Linked DNA regions of Homo sapiens: region 2 is linked to region 1. The links are chromatin loops, found by intact Hi-C in ENCODE. Cell type or tissue: A673. All regions are shown on one strand.

The links. Peaks named below come from ENCODE experiments on the same cell type or tissue, not always from the same donor. Only the 100,000 strongest peaks of a DNase experiment are listed, where the experiment ranks them.
Region 2: it touches region 1 in a loop (3-fold over the local background); 2 of 110 quality-filtered maps call a loop at or near these places.

The regions. Positions count from the first base shown.
Region 1 is chr12:126,065,666-126,073,665 of GRCh38, reverse strand. No RefSeq gene overlaps it. Among named protein-coding and RNA genes, the nearest start is that of LINC02359, 26 kb to the left of the region's middle. In A673, CTCF peaks have their summits at 3,731 and 3,932 (motif pointing left); a DNase peak (open chromatin) is centred at 3,905.
Region 2 is chr12:127,276,022-127,284,021 of GRCh38, reverse strand. LINC02376 (long intergenic non-protein coding RNA 2376) reads left to right here. Exons shown (of 4, transcript NR_146537.1): 2 at 386-786. Among named protein-coding and RNA genes, the nearest start is that of LINC02376, 4.3 kb to the left of the region's middle. RefSeq lists a silencer at 3,088-3,147. In A673, a CTCF peak has its summit at 3,121 (motif pointing left); a DNase peak (open chromatin) is centred at 661; H3K27ac peaks cover 4,319 bases.

The sequences.
Region 1 (8,000 bases):
CTCTAGTTCTTGTCTTATATGCCAGGCAAGGGGCACAACATTGAGCAAAGCAGCCAAGTCCCTGCTCTCGGAGCTTGCAGTATCCCCAGATGCTTCCAATCTGCAGTGCCCTCTCCTCCACTTAGTAGGCCAAGAAATAAACCTAGTGGCTCGAGACTTAGCAACCTGTAGTGGGTTCCTTTGTGTCCACCTAAAAAAGATGTCTTCAAGGCCTAAGCTCCAGTACCTATGAATGTGACCTGATTTGGAAGTACGGGCATTGCAGATATAATTAGTAAAGGATCTAGAGATGCAAACATGCTGCATTTAGGGTGGACTCTAAATCCAGTGACAGATGTTCCTGTAAGAGGAGAGGACAGAAGACACATACACAAAGGAAAAGTCCCTGTGACCACAGAGGCGGAGATTGAAGTGATGTTTCTACCACAAGGGACACAGAGGGTTTCCCACAGCCACTGAAGCTGGGAAAGAGGTGTGGAACGGACTCTCCCTCGGAGCCCCCAGAAGGACCCAATCCTGGCCACGCCTTGATTTTGGACTTCTGGCCTCCTGAAAAATCAGTTTGTGGTAATTTGTTAGGCAGCTAGTGGAAACAGGCAATCTGAAAATGAATGGGCATGGCTGTGTTCCAGTAAAACTGACTTTGCAAAAATAGAAGGTGGGCCAGATTTGGCCATAGGGCTGTCGTTTCCTTCACTAAAACACTAAGAAAAATAAAATGAATAAAAAATATACATAAAATTGACTCAACTCATGAGGAAGAGTAGACAAAACAATTTTCAATTCTGGAAGAAATCTCCATTATCTAGAAGGCAATTGTAGTTTAATTCAGAAAAATGTATCCAGTCTCCTTTTTACCTCATCATATAAAACAGGGGCTCCTTGTGGGGGAAAATAAAAGATGCAATAAATAAACACCTACGCAATCTACTTTCTAACTCAGGGACAAGAGGCCTGGAAAACAGGAAACCTATCAGGCAGGGTGCATATATTTTCGTTAGAAAAAAGGAAAAACTAAGGATAAATTTCTTGTCCTTAATTATCCACTGCACTAAAAAAATCACTCTTAAAGCAGGTAAGGAAAGAAAGCCCCATGCAGGAGAGGGCAAAAGGAGCAGACTTTAGCATATTTGTCATCACTAAGGCAGCTTCCCGACTTATCAGTACAATTTCCTAAAGCATGTTAACTTCCCTTCTGTCCAATTTGAGAACTTGGACTATTCCATTATTAGGGGTAATTTGGGGAAAATGTCTCATATTAAATTTGGTCATATAGGATGCATTATATGATATATATGGTATATGATATAACTGCTCTGTGAGTTGGTGCTATAATTAGGCCCATTTCACAGATGAGGTAACTGAGGCAATAAGAAATAAAATCATTTCCCATGAGTAGCATGCGTTTAAGGTGGCAGAGCTGAGATTTGAACAAGGCAGGCTGGCTGCAGGCTTTCATAATACATGTGAACTCAGTAAGTCACAGTAACCTAACCTAGCTAAAAGCAAGGTGAGTCAGAAAAGATTTCACAAGTAGCCAGGCGCGGTGGCTCATGCCTGTAATCCCAGCACTTTGGGAGGCTGAGGCGGGTGGATCACGAGGTCAGGAGTTCAAGACCAGCCTCGCCAAAATGGTGAAACCCCCATCTCTACTAAAAATACAAAAATTAGCTGAGCATGGTGGCACATGCCTGTAATCCCAGCTACTTGGGAGGCTGAGGCAGAGAATTGCTTAAATCCGGGAGGCAGAGGTTGCAGTAAGCTGAGATCACACCACTGCACTCCAGCCTAGGTGACAGAACAAGATTCCATCAAAAAAAAAGAAAAGAAAAAAGAAAAGACTTCAGAAGCAATGACTAACAAGGAATTTGAAGGATGACTGCATAAAACAGGCACATGTTAAGGGAAGCTTAGGAACTGTTTCAGTCACAGCAAATTGCAGATGTGAGGACCCTGAGGTGGATCTGAAATCTATGGGGCTGGGTCCCAGAGTGTGGGAAGAGGCATGTGAAATCTTCTCTTCTAAACCCACCCCCCAGCTGTCTGACCTATGTCAGTTAGTGACATCTCCATCCTTCTACCTGCTCAAGAAAAATATTTTGGTGTCTTCCTTGACATCTTTTTTTTGCCACCCATAATCAGTCCTTTATCTTCAATATTACAAGCAACTGAGACTTCTCACTCCAGTGCCTCTACCTGTCCAGCATACCTTCTCTTCTTGCTTGCAATTACCTAAATTACCTCCCTTTTCCCTTGCCCCCTCTCAGCCAGTGTGCTCCCCTGAAATAGCAAGTAAGAACAGGCCCTCCTGTGTGCAAACCCTCATAAGCTTCCAAGTCTGCTCAGCCAGTGTGCTCTCCTGAAATAGCAAGTGAGAACAGACCACCCTCTGTGCAACCCCTCATAAGCTCCCAAGTCTGCACAGTGACCCACAAGGCCCCACTTGGCCTGGCCCTCCATTATCCCACACTCAGACCCCATCTCTTATTAGAGTGACCTCACTGTGTTGGCCTCCACATGGTCCTGAAGCAGCCAGGCTGGCCCTCACCCTAAGCCCTTCCCTCTGCCTGGATGCTCTTCCTATATCACCCCAGCAATTGCAAATCACCCCTCAGTTCAGCATGTGGTGAGTGTGTGCAGAGCTGTTCTGGATAACCAGGTCAGGAGGGATGCACATGGTTGGGGACTAAAGTCCCTTGACTTGTGCTTCCTTAGCAGGACTCTAATCCCACCTCCTCACCAGCTCCCAGGCTGGCTCTTCTGTCCATGCCTCTTTACCTCTGGCCCTCAGCATCAGGCACCTGGATGCCAGTACTTCCTTCCCATCTGGTGTCCTAGCAGCCACCCTCCTTTCCTCCACAGTCAGGGAGAATTGTGTACACTGCCATGCTTTAACACTTTCACTGGCTCCACTTCTTACTGCGTCCCACAGGTTCTGCCTTATCTAGCCCCTGCCTGCATGCACTGCCTAATGTCTTGCTCTTTCTGTTCTTCAATCCAAAGCTCCACCAAACTCAGCTTGTGTCCCCAAGGCATAGGAGCCTTGTTACATGCTGGCCCCTCAGTTCGCAAAACATTTTCCAGCATATCCGCTGGGCTGTCTCTGGCTTCTCCTTCGAAAGTCAGCTTGATTGCCACTCCCTCTAGGAAAGCTCATGATATTTTCCCACTCCCCCAGCTCCTCTGCTGATGAGACTTGCATCATTCAGAGTCCCCACTTCTATATTAACTCTTGCTGTCTGTACTCAGACCAAAATCTGGACATGTTCAATGGAGCATGAGTTCCTTCAAGATGCCATCTTTATTTCTGAATCCCCCATGCCCTGTGTGATGACATTCAGAGATGAAGGAGGAACCCAGTCATTGCTTGTTGTGTGAATGGATGGATGAGTAGGTGTGTCTGTCTCACTCACTAGTCTATGATGCCCATGGGGTTAGGATCAGTTGACCACGTGTTACATAAATGAACTAAAGATGGCCCTTTTATTTTTGGCCTCTGGATTGTATACTTCTTCACAGTAGGCTGGGACCATTAGCTCAAAAGCCCACTGGCACTCAACTCAAATTTTTACACATCTAATTGTTCTAATCATAGCCCAAATAAGCAGACTTTTATCCACTTAGAGCCTGCCTGCTTTGGATATCTACCAAAAGTGTGCCCCCTATCTGCTAGCCATTGATAAAATAAACTCTTTTGCTGTAAAAGACCCCAAGCATCTTCTGCTCTTCAAAGCTCTCTAACCCAAACTTCCCACTGTGCTGCTGAGAAACATCACCTGGAAACATAAGCCCCATCTTCCCTAGAATTTCCCTTGACCTCTTCATCTTCTAGGTAGGGCTCCTGAACCATGGCCTCTGGATGGTCTCGTGCCATGAGGGACTTGCCCTGCTGGCAAATCTGTCAAAGCGAAGCCTGAACAAATTCATTGTGCGCTACTGCCACCTTGTGGCCATATGGTTTTCCTTGATCAACTCTGAAATCCCTGGAACTCACTACACCTTATTAGAGTGAATCTCATGTACCCCATAAATAAATATGCCCACTATGTACCCACGAAAATTAAACATTAAAATTAAAAAGGAAATATGTAATGTTCAGCAATGAAAACCTGTTACCATCATTGCGCATGAACCAACGGACATCTTTTCCTTATCCCATTGTATACAGCGGACACTCAATCAATGCTGTGGAATGAATGGATAGATGGATTTGTCTCTCTTTATTACTTTATGTTCTCTATTAAGCCAGGATCTGTTGTCCTCATTAAGGTGCTCCCAATGAAAATCTTCTGTCCTCTTCACCCTGGAACCCCAGGCCAATTTCTCACTGGGCAATGGTTTATTATGAATCCTTAATTGGTGCTTTCTTCATTGAACAATATGAAGAGAAAACCACCTGCATTCAAGTGATCTCTGGATTTTTATCAGGGGTAAAGATCCTGATAAACAGAGATAGAACACCATTACCTGAATCAGACCAATTCAAAACCTTAAACACAGATTAGGACACAGAGATAGAACATGATTACCTGAATCAAACCAGCTCAAAATCCTAAACACAGGTTCTTAGACCCCTGTATCTCTGGCTGTACTAGAGCCTCATGGCAGTGACAGGAAGCCAGAGCCTCCCAGGTCACAGAGTTAAGTCCCTTGCTTGATAAAGGATTTAACTGAAGCTCAGAGGGCTTATGTGATGCAATCTGAGGTCAAGAGTGGGCTAATCAGAAAGCTGGGGTTAGAACCCCACTCTGAGCTGCTTTCTCAGACATAATCTCATATTTCTACCATTTTTTATGTTTTTCAAACATATTTTGATGCTTGTGTATCATTTATTCAGACAACATTTAGGAAGTATAAAGTTTGTACTGTGCACAAGCATGCACCGTTAATAAAGCTAAATTTCCTACTGTCGTCTTCAAGTATCCAGCTGCCATTTGAGCATTACTTCAAGCATTTGTTTACATCAACTTGTTTATTATTTTCGGATTTGATACATACAAAATAAAGCATACCAGATGTCACAAGAAAGCTTCTTCAAAATCAATATGAGATTTATTTAGATTTCTTGTTTTTCCTGCTTTCCCTGTGAGCCAAATGACTGCCAATCATTCCCAAATTTCTATTATCAAAAATGGAAGCTTGCTTTCTAGAATTTGGAAAAATAAAGTAATATTTGCTTTATGCCCCTGACATGAATCACCCCTCTAATTAGAGGAGAGTTGGAATGACTGCACACAATAGCATATGCAGTGATGTGTAGGTACAGTGACCTATTAATGCTTGTGACAATGTTCCCAGGCTGGGCTGTTTCCTATTGTATAGGGAGGCACTTTGTAACTTTGCATTTGCTCAATGGGGCTTTGTAAGCTGAAATTGGGTTAGGTATTATCTACAGCCACAAATGAACAGAGGTATCAGTGAGTGTCTGAAGGCCCTGGACAGAGAGTAAAAATGAAGTTTTTCTGTGCTGTAGAGCCTGATGGTGTGACCAGCCTCCAAGATAAATACCAGTAGAACAGCTGCCAGCCACAGTCACAGGCTCGAATCAATGAAGACAGAAAAAATCATTTCAGATGCCACATCCCTGCTTTGCCCTGTTCCCAACTGTGGACCTGCATAAACTACAATACAAGAAAGATTCATTAAAAATAGAAAAGTCTCCATGTGATTCTAACTGGAGTCACTCACAAAACTTCATGCTCTATTCTCTCAAGAACATGCTTTGATCTAGGGGATCTGTGCCCTTGAAGAAGCCTTTTTGGCTAATGCTGCTTTTGGCTCTGATCCACGGAGTTAATGAGGGTGAAGTCCATTTTCCTCTCTATGGACATTTCAACATCATGGCCAGAGGAGGTAATTACTTCTCCCTTCAAATTGAATTAAGAATTTTAAGAAGATGTCACTTTTGTCTTTGCATGAGAAAAATCAGCTTCCTCATTATCTTCCAACCCTGGGACACTTTCCAGTGGTGTCCGTGTTGGATTTCTTTATTTAAAGCCCCCCTACTGGACTAACACAAGAGAACCATCTGGCTGGATAGATTCCGAGAGGGGCTTTGGCAGGAAACAAGGACTTAAGATCTCTACAACATAGAGATCTTACACAATCTCCCATGATAGAGAAATACACTCAGAGGTATACATAGTAACACAAGAGTCACACAATAGCCAGGTATCTTGTTTTGCAGCTTTCAGAATTCAATTTAATGGGATAAGTCATTTAGGGTATGGGAAGAGAGGAGAATGAACTCACAGCAGCTTTTCTTCCTTTCACCTTATAATTTAAGTGTAAAGCTTACCTCAAGGTCTATTAAAAGAAATTTCTGTATCAGCTATTTTATTTCTATCCACAGAACAGCCCTCACATCATTAAAGGTCTTAAGTGTAACAGGTTGCCAATCACTGGGTGCTGGGAGGAGGACAGAAATAAATTAACAAACAGAATTTTCGGGAAGACATGGTCTTCTGTGGACCCCAGATAGTTAGCTGCTTAGAGCACCCAGGCATTTCAGGGAGAAACTAAATGGGTAGCTGAGCTTCAGAGGTCCCCAGGAAACTCAGATGTCCCCCAGAACTGTGCACTGACTGGAAGCCTTAATGTGCCTTCTGGCGACATAGTGCTTGTCACTGTACACCAGGGATGTACCTGTGAAAATCCATTCAGGGCCATATGGCACCATGAGTAAGTGGCCTTTTACTGGCATGGGAGACAGATCTGCCAATGATCCAAATTTTCTAAGCTTCACTTCCTACTCCCAAGTCTCGTGTGAGTGACATTCAAAAATTCAGGGAATCATGGACCCCAATCCCAGCATGCTAGTATTGAAAGGGAAATGGGAGTTTGATTAGGCCAAGTGAGTCCACTGTGATGTATAGAGACACAAATGCGTTGGTATCCAGTGTGCACATGTGTGTTCCCCAGTAATTGTTCCTGAAAAAGGCCCATAATATTATGGGGTACCATCACCATGACACTATGTTGAACAACAAAGTACAATGTAGGGAACGATACTTCAACCTAAATCAAGCTCCACTGGGACTGGATTTGGAAATTTATGATGCCAACTGAACCACATGGTAAAAAGAGACAAAGTCATTAAATGGAAACTTTATTATTATCCCTGAAGGTTTCACCTCAAAATGTCAAGCCTTGAGGATTTGCTGTGAACATGTGATTGCAATGTTCCATGAAAGTGTTGTCCAGCAATTTGTTGCATTACGGATATGTATCTACAGGTCCAAATAAACAATGGCAACTACCCTCATTGCACATCAGTGGATACCATGGTCACCATCACCTTCTCAGTAACATGTATCATGGGCTGTTGTTTCTCAAATGACTTTGATGTGAAAGTGAAACTCTTAGAACAACTGAGTTACATGAGTTCAAGAATAATGAGGAAGACATTGATGTCAAAGGTGCATATGAAGAATGTTAATTGATTCATAAAACATGTGAAAATATAAATGAGTACATTATTTTACATAATAGGTGGCTTTAAATACATCTATAGAGATAAAAGTATATAAAAATGTTTATTTGAATGTTGCATTTTTATCTAAAATGTATATATACTTAAATTGGCAATAAAACCTGAAAAATAATTTTATTGGAACACTGTGGCTGGTCACATTAGATTTGAGGTTGTCGTAGAGTTGGGATTTTGTTATAACCCATGTGCACCTGTTGGAGATTAGTCAACTGTTTGAGTGTTTTGGATGTCAGATGAAGGGGATGGGGAAGCTGGGAAGCACGGTGTGGGTCAAAGGTTGCACTTGTGACCCAGAGGTTGGATTTGGTCCTCAGAAATGGTCCCTTTGTTCCGTCTATTGCTTTAAAATGTTTGAAGATTTCACCTTAAGTTCAGGATATCTGTCTTTTCAATAAAATAATTGAGGATGTGGTAACAGGGTCCATATTCCCACATAGCTATGATCCACAGGAGGTGAGGAAACAGACACTGCATGCTTTCGATGAGACATGTGCTCTTCAGCTTGCCA
Region 2 (8,000 bases), 1.2 Mb before region 1:
GATTTAAAAAGTCTAAAAAAACCTGAAGTCACCCCAGGTCTTCAAAACCTTAGAAACACTGAATTTGGCAGCAAACTATAAGAATTTGTTGGCTTATTTCTTTTCTTTCTCTTTCTCTTTCCTTCCTTCCTTCCTTCTTTCCTTCCTTCCTTCCTTCTTTCCTTCCTTCCTTCCTTCTTTTCTTCCTTTCTTCCTTCGTTTCTTCCCTCCTTGCTTTTTCTTTTCTTTTATTTTCTTCCTAAAGATAGAGCTACTCAAAAAATAACTAGAAAGAGAGAAACCCACTGATTGGATTCAAGGTGTGTTTATGGGTCAATGTGTGTTTAAGGCTGATATTCAAAAAGCAACATAGTCACTAGAAAATAGCAAAAGTTCTATCCTACAGGTTCATCAGGACAAAGACAAAAATTCCTTAAAATTATCTCAAAAGAGTGAAGAATATCAGAAAATGTTAACAGACTGGATAAAAATGTAGATATTCAGGAAAGTCTAAAACCATTCATAATAAGCTCAAAAATTAAAAGAAGAAATAAACAATCTCAATGAACCTAGTAAAGCCACATCCACAAGCATAGGCCAAGTCACACATGACAGAGAATGACAGATCTGATCCCTGTCTACAGCCAGGGAAGTCTGACACCCTCGCCTGGCCCCCTTCTTGATAGTAACACTGTGGGGGGCAGAGAGGGGTGACTTGGACTAGGATACGTAAAGTGAATCCGGAAAAGAGACAACCTGGATGATCAAGCAGGAACTGATTTAAAGGAATTGATGTCTGCTGCTAAGGTAGGTTATTTTTAAACCTCAGAAGAGGAAATTTAGGAAATGCATTACAGTTTTCTGAGCAAAATAAATGGACTACTTAGAGTTTGAACTAATAGTCTCTAAACCGAGAAAGCCCTTCACGGTTAGAAAATGCGCAGTCTGACAATGAGATCCAAGTGCTTCAACTGTCATGCATTTCAGCTGCCTGCACTTTTTCAAGGACATGCATTACAATTCCACAGAAAGTTCTCTGAGGAGCTAGAGATGGAGAAATAGCTTTCTATGGTATGTGAATATGTCACAAGAGAGGCAAGTGAATATTTGCCCTTTTCACATCCTCATCCTAGTCACTTCTTATCCACCACCGCCTCTGGCCCCACTGTCCTCTGCACCTGGTGTTATGAAGCACAGTGGGGAGCAGGTGAGGGATGGTACACTGTAGCCTCAGGTCCTATGGATGTGGGCTTGGATCCTGGCTGCTTACTATCCTCCCTGGCTGTGTGTCTCCAGATGAGTGATTTAACCTCTCGGCGCCCCAGTTTCTGCATCTGTAAAATAGAACAAATCAAAGCACCTCACTCATAAATACTATTGAGAAGCCTCAGTGAGATATTTCCCCTCAAGCACTGGCACAGCAAGGGAGTGTGGTGGACGTTTCATGAATGATGTTCCTCACTTTAATTTGAAGACTTAACATCCTCATTTCGCAGTTGAGGAAAGACAGGCTGAGAGGTTTGGCTGTTAGATCAACATCACACAGCTCAAGAGTGGTCGAGTTAGGATGTGGACTAAGTCACAGGTTACCAAGTGCCCTTCCAGGAGGTACTGTGGCCTTGCTCAGCCTAGAAGGGGTCCCAGGGAAGGAAGGAGGCATATTCCTGCTAACTATAGCCTGGAAACAAACAATACGGTGCAGTCTCCCCCACAAAACTTAAGTGTCAGAGCACAACCCCTGGTGACCAGAAAAGGCCTCGACTCAAGGTCCAGCTGACAGATGCCTCTGGTCACCTCTAACCCCACAGTGTTCAGTCTGAAATTCCAGCTGAAGGTACAAGTTTGAAGGTCATCATATCGCCCCACTACCTGTCAAGTTAAGCTGAACCCTGGGGCAGGAATGAGGACTGACTTTCCCAAGGTCATGCATGTGGTAATGGCTGAGCCTAGAGTCAAACCTGGACTTCGTGAATTCATATCCTCCTTTGGGGGTGATTTTGGGTTGGCAAGTCATGTGTGTGTGGGGGTCTCCTTCCTTCAGATCCATGCATCAGTGTGAATGACACTCTTCTAATAGATGACAAAGAACCAGACACCTGCCTTTTCACAGCTGGATGTGCCTCAGAACATGGCACACCCAAGACTCAGAGAGGCAAGCACCTTGCTTAAGGCCACACAGTGAGACAAGGACAGAGTCAGAATCTGAGCCTAGGCCTCCTGCCTTCCAGCCCAGGGCTCTTGGGGCCCCACAGCCTTCTGAGAATATCCTATGAGAAAGTTGGCTTTTCTTTTTCTTTCATGTAGGAAACAGAAAAACAGCCAGGAATCTTGAATGTTTATCTAAATATTCTGTTCACAAAAAAACATTTTAACCACATGGACTTGAATGGGCTTAAATTCAGTGGCACGGGGTGTAAATTCCACATAAATAAAAGCACTTTGGATTATTGAATAACTTTCAAGAATGTAAAGGGGCTGTGAGACCAAAAAGTTTGGGAACTGCTCTTCTAAGTAGAAAAAGCTTTTCTTTTCAGCTAAGCATCTAGAATGGCCAAACAGCCTGATGTATCAACACAATAATATAGTAAAAGTAGTAATAGTAATCATATAGTCATAGTCATAAAAATATAGTAATATTAATAATAATGAGTAGGCAGCTAAAAGTTGAGGATTTATCATGTAGCAGATACCTTGCTCTGTGTGCTACCTGCAGGTGCAGAATCTCATTTAATCCTCACTCCAACCCTGTGACTTAGGCGCGCTCATTATCCCCATTTTAGGGGTGGAGGGAACTGAGGTTCAGACCGTGAATTCCCTTGTCCACAATTGCACAGTGAAGGGCAGAGCTGAGATTCAAATTCAGGGATTCCTGACTCTAAGACATCCTGAGAAATGATTCTGCAACTATTACTGGACCCTTTGCAACACTGTCTCCCAAACTCCCTTAAACAAGCAAAAGCGCCCTCAGGATTTGTAAGAGGTGAAATGTCTTCCACCTGTGCACAGGGCAATCCTCCCTCCAGCCCTGCCCAGTGCCCAGGGGTTGGCAGAGTGGCTCCACCTACACCTGCACGGGTGGCCCCGCGCCTCTCACGCAAGTTCGGCTCCCGCTCCCTCCGGTCCCTGTGCAGAGCGCCCCCTGTCGGCCCCTCGTGGAGCCTGGGCCAGCGCAGCGAGTCTTTCCGCAGACACGCCCTCTAGCGCCGGCGGCTGGGAACGCACCGCGGTGCCGCCGGGTCCCGCAGGGGCGTGGCGCGCACCTGGGGATGCACCTGCACCAGGCCGCCTGCCCCCCTGCCGCGCGCGCCCCGTCCTTCCCTTTTTCACTTCTTTCCCTGTTTCTGTTTCCTCTCTCCATCCCCATATCCAATTAAATCAGTGGAAGCTCTCCCGAGGAAGAAGCGCGCAAGCACGTAGAACTCAGCAGGGCGTGGCAGGACCTCACTGGCCCCTCTGCTCTTCGTTCCTAGGCACCCCTCCCGGCAGTGGAGTGTCCTGGCAGAGCTTCCTGGTGGTAACGAGAGGACCAGCCATCAGAAATAGTGTTTTCGTTAGGTTATTGTTCTGTATTTCTATTCAGGGTCCCCTTCAAATAAGTAAAGAATTGCCAAAATCAGATGTCAAAATATGTGGTATGTATTAGCTGCTCACAATGAACAAATGAATGCTTTTAAACTGCAAACGTTCCGATGTTGAGATGAGTTGAGAATACTAATTTCAACGGGAGATTCGATCCTGTGATGGTCACATGTAGAGTGGCCGGGAAGGTGTTTTTGAGCAGCCTTTTCTGCATGACCCTTGTTTTGTTTTGAAACAGGGTCTCAGTTTGTCACCCAGGCTGGGGTGCAGTGATGGGATATCTGCCCAGTGTAGCCTCAACCTCCCGGGCTCAAGAGATCCTCCCACCTCACCCTCCCAAGTAGCTGGGACCACAGGCCTGAACCATCACACCCGGCTAGTTTTTGTAATTTTTTTTTTTTTTTGTAGAGATGGGATCTCGCTATGTTGCCCAGGCTGGTCTCGAACTCTTGGGCTTAGGTCATCCACTGCCTGCCTCAGCCTCCCAAAGTGCTGGGATTACAGATGTGAGCCACCATGCCGGGCCCCTGCATGACTGTTAGTGGACTTGTAGGCTCCCTCGGAGACAACATCAAAAGTGTAAATGTGGTGCAGGACCAGAAGCACCCCCTTCTGGGGTCTTTTGTGAATTTGAGGTCTGAGCTGGAACTCTACTTGCTGTCTCCAGCCAGTTTAATCACGGATGAAAATGTTGGGGTCTTGCCTCCCCTTGCTAGTGGGAACTCAGGGAGTGGTTATAAGAAGCTTCCCAAAAATGATGACAGTGACACAGCTGACTTTGCTTCAGGCTGGGTGCTCTGCCTAATGCCTCATCTGCGTGAATCCCTGTACCTTTCACAACGGTCTCTAGCAAGAGTTGCTCTTATTGATGAGGAAGCCAAAGGGCTGGGTGACGTAGACATATGCACAGAATCCTATTGCAGATGCTGTGGTGTGGGAGGACTCGGACCCACCTTTCTTACCCGGGAATAACCCTGCGACTCTGTAGGAGGATTGGAAGAACACAGCAGCTCACTGAGCTGCACTGTAATGTCTGAGCAGCTGGAATTCAGCCAGGGGGGGTGAATCCCCGTCCTAGAGCCGAGTGGAACCTGAAGCCTCTTACAATGGCCTGAAAAATGCCTCTCTTCTCCCAGAACAATTTCCTAAGATGTCAGCTTCTTGGGAGTAAAAAACAAAAACTGAGGCACAAAGCATGAGAAAGACTTATTCTACAGTAAGAAGATAATTGGCACCAACAGTAGCCACTAAGCTCATTTCTCCAAGTCTCCTGCTCTGGAAGTTTTATTGGTGAAGCCATCAGTCTTGTTACCACTCATAACACAGTACTGATGATCAGGCACTGTGTGTGTGTGTGTGTGTGTGCGCGCGCGCGCGTGTGTGTGTATTATTGTTCTAACATAATCACCTCTGGAAACATCTGTTGTTAAACACAGCACTGAATGCATACCTTGCTTGATTGGTTTCTGTTAATCGCATCCATAAATTATGCATTAAAGTGGATGCAGGAGCAGAGAGAATGAGGTGGGAGTTGGGGAATGGTGAGCCAGCCATCTCCCAAGTGAGTTGCTGAAACCTAGCCCATTCCCTTATGGGCTGATTCCTTTTTCCTTTCGTTTATGTTTTCCTCTTACTTCTCTGACTGATAAAAATCACAGAGAACAAACGAGCCACTAAGAATCCAGGGAAGACCAGATGCCAGGAAAATAGTTCCTTAATGTTCACTGTGATCTGTCCAGATCTGTCTAAACAGTGTGTCCTTAGCCCAGTGCTGAGGGTGCTGCTGGTCCTGAGACCTAAGCCATACTCCACTCTGAGCTCTGGGAGGCAAGCATCACAGAGGAACCTCAGTCTACTGGCATGACCCTGCTGGGTGGGAGCAGTCAGACCTGTGGAATCAGTCACATAGATTTCCATCTCAGCAGTCAGGGCCAAGGACCAAGGATGGGGCTCCCCGCATGGACGGCGCCAACCTCTCTGGGTCCTGCCTGCAGGAGATCCAGCCCCAATTTAGGACTTTCCCCCTGAAGCCAGTGCCCTACCTCCCCACTAATATCCCAGGCTCAAAAAAGAACCTCTGTACTTGCCCCTTCACATCCTCACCCCTCTCATTCCTCCTCTACCACATTCTCTGGCCCCATCAGTCTCTAAGGCCAGCTGGTGTTAACAGGCAGCCAAGGACTACCGGGTCCCCAAGTCCAATATGCATCTCACCTGGTTCCTCAGCAGCATCCCTGCCGGCCACCGCTCCTCCCCTGGAAGCCTGACTTCCTGTGGCTTTGGGACCCTACTGCCCTGGTTTCCTTTTGAGGTCCAGGTCACGTATCTGTGGTCTCAACTCTCATCCTCCCCACAGGACACAGATCACTGGGTTCCCTGGGGCTTCCCCAGGTCTCCCTTCTGCTCACAAACCCTCCTCCTGCCACGTCATCAAGGGCACTGGTGTTGGAGCTGGGCTGCTGAGTTCTGGCCCACCACCACCGCCCCACTCTCCACCAGGAGCCATGCAGGGCAACTTAGAGCTCAATCTAGTCATGTATCTCCCCGCATCCTCCCTGCAGCCACCTCACCCATCTCCAAGAGTTTAAGGTAAAATATTTTCATGATCTGTCTCTATTATCTCCTTCTTGCTCCCTGACTTTTCTTTCCAGCCAGACTGAAGTTTTCTCAGTCCCTCCCACAAGTGACTTTTTCCTATTTCTTCTGGGTCTTCTCACAGACGTCCCTTTAACAAGAAGGCATGCTCCCCACACCCCCACTCCTAAGGCCTTTTCATTAATCATGTCTCCTCTTAGACAAATCCATCTGTCTTGGAAACCCTTCCTGCTATCCATGCTTGAGTCATGTGATGTGTGTGTGTGTGTGTGTGTGTGTGTGTCAACACACACACATAGTTGACCCTTGACCAAAGTGAAGGTTAGGGGACTGACCCCTACCCAGTCCAAAATTCTTATAAAACTTTGGGCTCCCCCTAGACTTAACTACTGATAGCCTACTATTCACCAGAAGCCTTAAGGATAACATCAAAAGTCTGTTAACACATACTTTGTATGCTATATGTATGATATATGTATATATACATTTTTTGAGACAGGGTCTTGCTCTGTTGCCCAGGCTGGAGTGCAGTGGCACGATCTTAGCTCACTGCAACCTCCATCTCCTGGGTTCACACAATTCTTCCACCTCAGTCTCCTGAGTAGCTGAGATTACAAGCATGCACCATCCCCGCTGGCTAATATTTGTATGTTTAGTAGAGGGTTTCACCATGTTGGCTCAGCTGCTTTTGAACTCCTGGCCTCAAGTGATCTGCCTGCCTCAGCCTCCCAAACTGCTGGGATTACAGGCATGAGCTACTGTGCCTGGCTTTGATAAATTGTATTCTTAAAGTAATCTAGAGAAAAGAAAGAGTTATTAAGAAAATCGTAAGAAGGAGAAAATATGTTTCCTTTTCTTTTCTTTTCTTTTTTTTTATATGAAGTCTCACTCTTGTCACCCAGACTGGAGTGCAGTGGCGCGATCTCAGCTCACTACAGCCTCCTACTCCCTGGTTGAGTGATTCTCCTGCCTCAGCCTCCCGAGTAGCTGGGACTACAGGCATGCACCACCACGCCCAGCTAATTTTTGTATTTTTAGTAGAGACGGGGTTTCACCTTGTTGGCTAGGATGGTCTTGATCTCCTGACCTCGTGATCCGCCCACCTCCCAAAGTGCTGGGATTACAGGTGTGAGCCTTCGCACCCAGCTGAAAATATGTTTTCTATACAGTAAGTGGAAGTGGATCATCAGAAAGGTCTTCATCTTTATCGACTTCATATTGAGTAGACTGAGGGGGAGGAGGAAGAGGAGGAGTTGGTCTTACTGTTCAGGGGTTGCAGAGACAGAATAAAATCCACGGTCTGAGAGAACCCATGAGTTCAGACCCATGTAGTTCAATGGTCAGTTGTGTGTGTGTGTGTGTGTGTGTGTGTATATAATATGTAATATATACGTGTGTGTGTGTATTTCAGATATATATAGGCCTGTGAATATATATATGGTTATATATATGAGTATATACATATATGAGTATATATATATTCATGTGTACTTATGTGATACATATGTCCTATAACAATAACAATGGATGTGATATTCGATATAAAGCATCAATAGCTCTTATCTGTGGAGAGCCTTTGCAGGGATGCTGTATGTTCACAAACCCATTTCTTTCTTCTGTGCACACAGGTGGACTTCATTTCCCAGCCTCCTTTGTGGCTAGGTGTTGTCATGTGACTGCGTTCTAGCCAGTGGACAATGGTGTGAGTGATGCCTGCTATTTCTAGGCTTGGGTCCTAAAACTTTCCATGGGGCCACCCCCCACCCCATGCTTTACTGCCTCCTTGCCCTCTTCTCTTATCTATGGCTGGTGGGTGGAAGGAGCTTTCTTACCTCCCCAGAACCAGG